Linked DNA regions of Homo sapiens: region 2 is linked to region 1. A link is an interaction called in ENCODE POLR2A ChIA-PET data of the cell type or tissue named here. Cell type or tissue: IMR-90. All regions are shown on one strand. Each heading gives the region's core, and the rest is flanking DNA. Links, peaks and the distances in the headings are about the cores only. Region 1 has its middle 1.8 kb from the start of MYL10. Region 2 has its middle 83 kb from the start of MYL10.

The links. ChIA-PET counts read pairs that join two places held together with the same protein. Peaks named below come from ENCODE experiments on the same cell type or tissue, not always from the same donor. Only the 100,000 strongest peaks of a DNase experiment are listed, where the experiment ranks them.
Region 2: POLR2A ChIA-PET joins it to region 1 with 14 read pairs; 3 of 35 experiments call an interaction of 5 or more read pairs at or near these places.

The regions. Positions count from the first base shown.
Region 1 is chr7:101,629,613-101,632,517 of GRCh38, reverse strand. No RefSeq gene overlaps it. Among named protein-coding and RNA genes, the nearest start is that of MYL10, 1.8 kb to the right of the region's middle. In IMR-90, for the core only: no CTCF peak of the experiment used is centred there; no DNase peak of the experiment used is centred there.
Region 2 is chr7:101,711,254-101,714,158 of GRCh38, reverse strand. No RefSeq gene overlaps it. Among named protein-coding and RNA genes, the nearest start is that of MYL10, 83 kb to the right of the region's middle. In IMR-90, for the core only: no CTCF peak of the experiment used is centred there; no DNase peak of the experiment used is centred there.

The DNA.
Region 1 (2,905 bases), core at 172-2,671:
TGATGGCTAATATTAAGTATCAACTTGATTGGATTGAAGGATGCAAAGTATTGTTTCTGGGTATGTCTGTGAGGGTGTTGGTAGAGGAAATTAACATTTGAGTCGGTGGACTGAGAGAAGCAGACCCACCCTTAATCTGTGTGGGCAGCGTCTAATCAGCCAGTGAGGCCAGAATAAAGCAGAAAGAAGAAAGTGGAATAAGAAGACTCACTGAGTCTTCCAGCCTTCATCTTCTGTGCTGGAAGCTTCCTGCCCTCGAACATCAGACTCCAAGTTCTTCAGCTTTTGAACTCTTGAACTTAAACCAGTGGTTTGCCAGGAGCTCTTGGGCCTTCGGCCACAGACTGAAGGCAGCACTGTTGGCTTCCTTTTGTTTTTGTTGTTTTTTGTTTTTTGTGTTTTCTTTTGAGACACAGTCTCACTCTGTTACCCAGGCTAGAGTGCAGTGGTGCTATCTCAGCTCACTGCAACTTCCACCTCCCAGGTTCAAGCGATTCTCCTGCCTCGGCCTCCCGAGTAGCTGGGATTACAGACGCACACCACCACGCCTGGCTAATTTTTGTACTTTTAGTAGAGACAGCGTTTTGCCGTGTTGTCCAGGCTGGTCTTGACCTCCTGAACTCAGGTGATCCACCCACTTTGGCCTCCTAAAGTTCTGAGATTACAGGCGGGAGCCACCACGGCCGTCCGAGAGGTGTTCTAAAGCAGGCTGGAGACTGATTGTGATGAGTAGGGAAACATACAATGTGGCCAAAGGCTTGGAGGAAGGAGATTTCGGGAAGAATTTGCAGAACAGCCAAGGTCAGGGTGATGGCTGGCCAGGGAAGGGGTCAAGGGCTGTGGGGCTGGGGGACAGGGACAGCCTGCTGACCCTGAGGAGTTATAGGTGAGAGGTTAGGGGTGAGGGTTGAAAGGGGAAGGCATCTCCCCGGCTTGTTCCAGTGTTGTCTGGGGAACAGCTGTCCCCCTGCCAGGCAGCTGGGCTCGTTCCAAGCTCCCTTCCTGGCTTGGCCACTCCCAGGACCTCAGTTACCTCTGGAAACCGAGAGTGCTAAGTATTCTCTGACTCAACCCCAGGCAGACCTGGAATTCCAGTTCCAGAGGACACTTACTCTCCAGGGTCCCCTGGCTGGGAGCAGAGACCTCTCAGAGTGTCTCTGACCCCAAGAACTGGCCCTGGCCCTGTGGTCAGTTGAGTCAAACAGTGTGACCCAGCCACGACAACTGACTCATTGCAGTGTCACCTGGGTGAGGGGGCTGCAGCTTGGAGAGGCTGCAAGTTCTGTCAAGGACTCCATCTACACAGGGGGAAAGGGGGACAGGGGAAGGCTCTGCCCTCCAAACCCCAGGCCGATGACCCCAAAGCCCACCTCCTTCCAATGGCACTAAGCTTCCCGATGGCAGCCTCAAGGGGTCCTGGCTGCTGGCACCATTTCTCAGATGGGGAAAACTGAGGGTCCCACTGTGGGTGCAGAACTCACGGCTCCCCCTTCTCAAGGCCACTGCACCCTCACACTTCCCGCCCCCCAGGAACAAACATCTCCCAACCATCTCACCCCGGGGTTTTCACGTCTCTACCAGATTTCTCACCGGTTCTTCCTGCCTCCGGTCCTATGAAGGAGGAGGCCAGGGGAGGAAATCCACTCAGACTAATTTGTAAGCCCGGTGTGATTCACCAGCGCCGCTTCCCCTCCTCCGGGCAGGCGGGGGGGCTCTCCGCTTGCTCAGGCCTGTCCCCGGCCTTTGGGAGCCCCTGCCACGGTCCTGGGCGTGCTCCCCGGAGGCAAGAGCCCTTGCTTGCAGAGGCCTCAGGGCAGCAGGAAGCCAGAGGCAGGAAGCAGGAGTTATAGGTCTGCTACCCACTCTGTAAGCCCAGAGCCAGGAGGCCCCAGGGCCAGGCTCACAGACCGGGCATGGAAAGCCTGCACCCTAGCCACTGTCGCGGTCACACAGGCCCCCTTCTGTAGCAGGTCCAGGCGGCTGGGACTGGAATCCAGGCTCCCGTCCCCAGAGCTGGGTTCTCCTTTCCGCCTGGCTTGTTGAACACCTGTGGAACGTGTGGTTTTTCTCCCCGGAGAGGAACGCCAGGACACCAGGAGAGCAGCCCTGTCGGGGAAACTGAGGCACACGGTTTCCTGCTGCAGAAAGCGGGCTGCACAGCATCATGGCTGGACCTGGCCCCAGCTCTGGGAGGAGCACTCAGTCACAGGAGTTTAGGGACATCAGAAATAGCTGTAGTCAGGGATGACTGGGAGGGAGCAGGAGGAGGGGAGAGTTTGGATGAGCAGAACCTTTTGGAAGCTTCCTTCTGGAAACACTAGAAAGAGGGGCTCTTGTCCTGGCCCTCCCTCTCTCTCTCTCTTTTTTTTTTTTTTTTTTTTTGTTTTAGAAATGAGACCTTGATCTGTTGTCCAGGCTGGAGTGCAGTGGTGCAATCACAGCTCATTGAAGCCTCAACCTCCTGGGCTCATGTGATCCTCCCACCTCAGCCTCCTAAGTAGCTGGGCCTGCAGGCATGTGCCACTGATACAGGAGGGGGGACAGGGAAGTGCTGAGAGGAGAAAGGCAGGGTCCCTGGCAAGGGCTCCACCCTTGGGCCTGTGCCCACGGACCTAGGTGAGGACAGGCACTCCTGTTTATATGCCCAAATGTCACATTTTCCAAGACCACCCTGGCCCACCACGCCCCCCGCCCCCCCGCCCATCCTGTGCCTATGAAAACCCTGAGACCCCAGTGGGTACACACACAGGTGGCTGGACATCAAGAGGAGCAGAGGATCGGAAGAGCACACCGACAGCACTGGCAGATGCTGGCAGGCCATCGACTGGCTGAATAACACAAATGCCCAGGGGAATTTGGCTGGGGATGGTCAGAGGAGAGTCTGGCTGCTGAGCACCTTGACTTC
Region 2 (2,905 bases), core at 110-2,609, 82 kb before region 1:
GGAGCCTGTGGCCATGATGATGCTGGGCTGGGGGACTGGCATGCGATAGGTGTTAACAAGTAGGCACTGGCTGGATTTGAAAGGGCAGTTGCTGGCCAGGAACAGTGGCTCATGCCTGTTATCCCAGCACTGTGGGAAGCAGAGGTGGGTAGATCACTTGAGGCCAGGAGTTCAGGACCAGCCTGGCCAACATGGTGAAACCCTGTCTCTACCGAAAGTATAAAATTAGCCAGGTGTGGTGGTGGGCACCTGTAATCTCAGCTACTTGGGAGGCTTTAGCAGGAGAATCGCTTGAACCCAGGAGGTGGAGGTTGCAGTGAGCTGAGATTGCACCACTGGACTCCAGCCTGGGTGACAGAGCAAGACTCCATCTCAATAATAATAATAATTATAAATGAAAGGGCAGTTGCTCTGCTGAGGAGCTAGGTGGCCAGGGCACTGCTTACCCCAAACCTTAGCTCAACGGGGTGCCAGTTTCAATGTGTTCAACTCCTCCTCTGTCACCGCCTTTCTGGTCTGGGCCACCATCATCTCTCTCCTATACAGATCTTAGAGCCTCCTAACTCATCCCCCATGGATCAGCCTCCCTCTGGCAGCCAGAGTAACCTTTTTGCTTTCCAGAGTAATCTTTAAAAATCCTAAATCAGGCCGGGTGTAGTGGCTTGTGCCTGTAATCCCAGCACTTTGGGAGGCCGAGGTTGGGGGATCACTTGAGCCCAGGAGTTGGAGGCTAAAGTGAGCTATGATTGTACCACTGCACTCCAGCCTGGATGACAGCATGAGACCCTGTCTCTAAAAAATAATAATTAAAAAAATATATATATATGAGGCTGGGTGTGGTGGCTCACACCTGTAAATCCAGCAGTTTGGGAGGCCAAGGTGGGTGGATTACTTGAGGAAAGGAGTTCAAGACCAGCCTGGCCAACATGGTGAAACCCTGTCTCTACTAAAAGTACAAAAATTAGCCGGGTGTGATGGCGGTCACCTGTAGTCTCAGCCTATCAGGAGGCAGAGGTGAGAGAATCACTTGAACCCGGCAGGTGGAGGTTGCAGTGAGCTGATATCACGCCACTACACTCCAGCCTGGGTGACAGAGCGAGACTCTGTCTTAAAAACAAAAACAAAAACAAAAACAAAATCAGATCAAAGAACATCCCTGCCTTGCCCTTCATCCCTTCAATGATCACTGGAGTCTTTCCATTGCACAGAAAATCTAGTCTCTCCCTGGCTCTTCTTATGATTCCATCTTTCTCATCATTCCAATTTAACTGTCAGCTAAAATGTCACCTCCTCCAGGATGTCCTCCTGAACTACTCCATCTAATGGAGCTTGCACCTCCATCCCCAGTTACTCCCTATCATATCCATTTATTTCCATTAAAGTCTCCTTTTTTTTGTAAAGTCCCATGTGTGTTCATTTCACGCATTTATTGTTTATCTTGTCCCCACCCCGCTCTGGAATATGAGGACCTTGTCTTTCTTGCCCACCGTGGCATCCCTGCTATGTCTCACAGTGCCTTGCACGTAGTAGGTGCTCAGTAGTCTGTGAGTGCATGAAGATGTCAGGTGATGAACCCACACATTTATATTGGGGAATGATCATTTATTGAAGAACCAGGCCAGCCATGGTGGCACATGCCTGTAGCTTTGGGAGGCTGAGGTGAGTGGATCGCTTGAGCTCAAGAGTTCAAGACCAGTCTGGGGAACATGGCAAAACTCCATCTCTACAAAAAAAAAAAAAAAAAATTAGCCAGGTGAGACGTTGCATGCCTGTAGTCCCAGCTACTCGGGAGGCAGAGGTGGGAGGATTGCTTGAGTCCAGGAATTTGAGGCTGCAGAGAGTCTGAGATTGCACCGCTGTGTTCCAGCCTGGGCAACAGGGTTAGACCCTGTCTCAAAAAAAAAAAAAAAAAAAAAAAAAAAAGAGCCTACTCTGGGCCAAGTAATTTACATATAGCCCACCCTTCAACAGGGGCTGCCATGAACATCGACTGGGGATTTTTAATAACTAACCATGCCTGGGCCTCTCCCAAGATACTGGTTCAACTGATCCCAGGAGGGGCCAGGACACAGTATTAAAAACCTCTCTTGGGGGCCAAGCACTGTGGCTCACACCTATAATCCCAGCACTTTGGGAGGCCGAGGCAGGAGGATGGTTTGAGGCCAGGAGTTTGAGACCAGCCTGGGCAACGTAGCAAAACCCTATCTCTAAAAAAAATAAATAAATAAAAGCAAGACACACAACTCTCTTGGCCTCTTGGTGATCAAATGTGTCTCTGAGGCTAAGAACAACTGATAACTGATATAGTCCTTTTAAAAAAAAAAACTTTTTTTATTTTAAATTATTAATAATTTTAGATTTACTGAAAAGTTGTACAAATAAAGTTTCTGTATAGGTCACACCCAGCTTTCCCTAAAGTTAATGTCTTATATAAACACAGTGCAATAATCAGAAGCAGATTAACGTGGGTGCAATACCATTAAGAAAACTGCAAAGCGTGTTTATTTGAATTTCACTGGTTTTTTCATGGCTCTCTTTATTCTGTCTCAGGATCCTGCTCTCAGGATCCCACGTTGCATGTAATTGTTATTTCTCCTTCACCTCCTGCTGTTGGTGGTAGCTCCTCAGTCTTTCTTCTTTCATAACCTTGACACTTTGGAAGTCATTTTTTTTTTCTTTTTTGAGACAGGGTCTCACGGTGTTGCTCAGGCTGGAGTGCAGTGGCACAATAATAGCTCATTGCAGCCTCCACTTACTGGCCTCAAGCAATCCTCCCACCTCAGCTTCCTGAGTAGCTGGGACCACAGGCATGTACCACCATGCTAGGCTATTTTTTTATTTTTATTTTTTAGTAGAGACGGTGTCTCCTTATGTTGCCCAGGATGGTGTTGAACTCCTGGGCTCA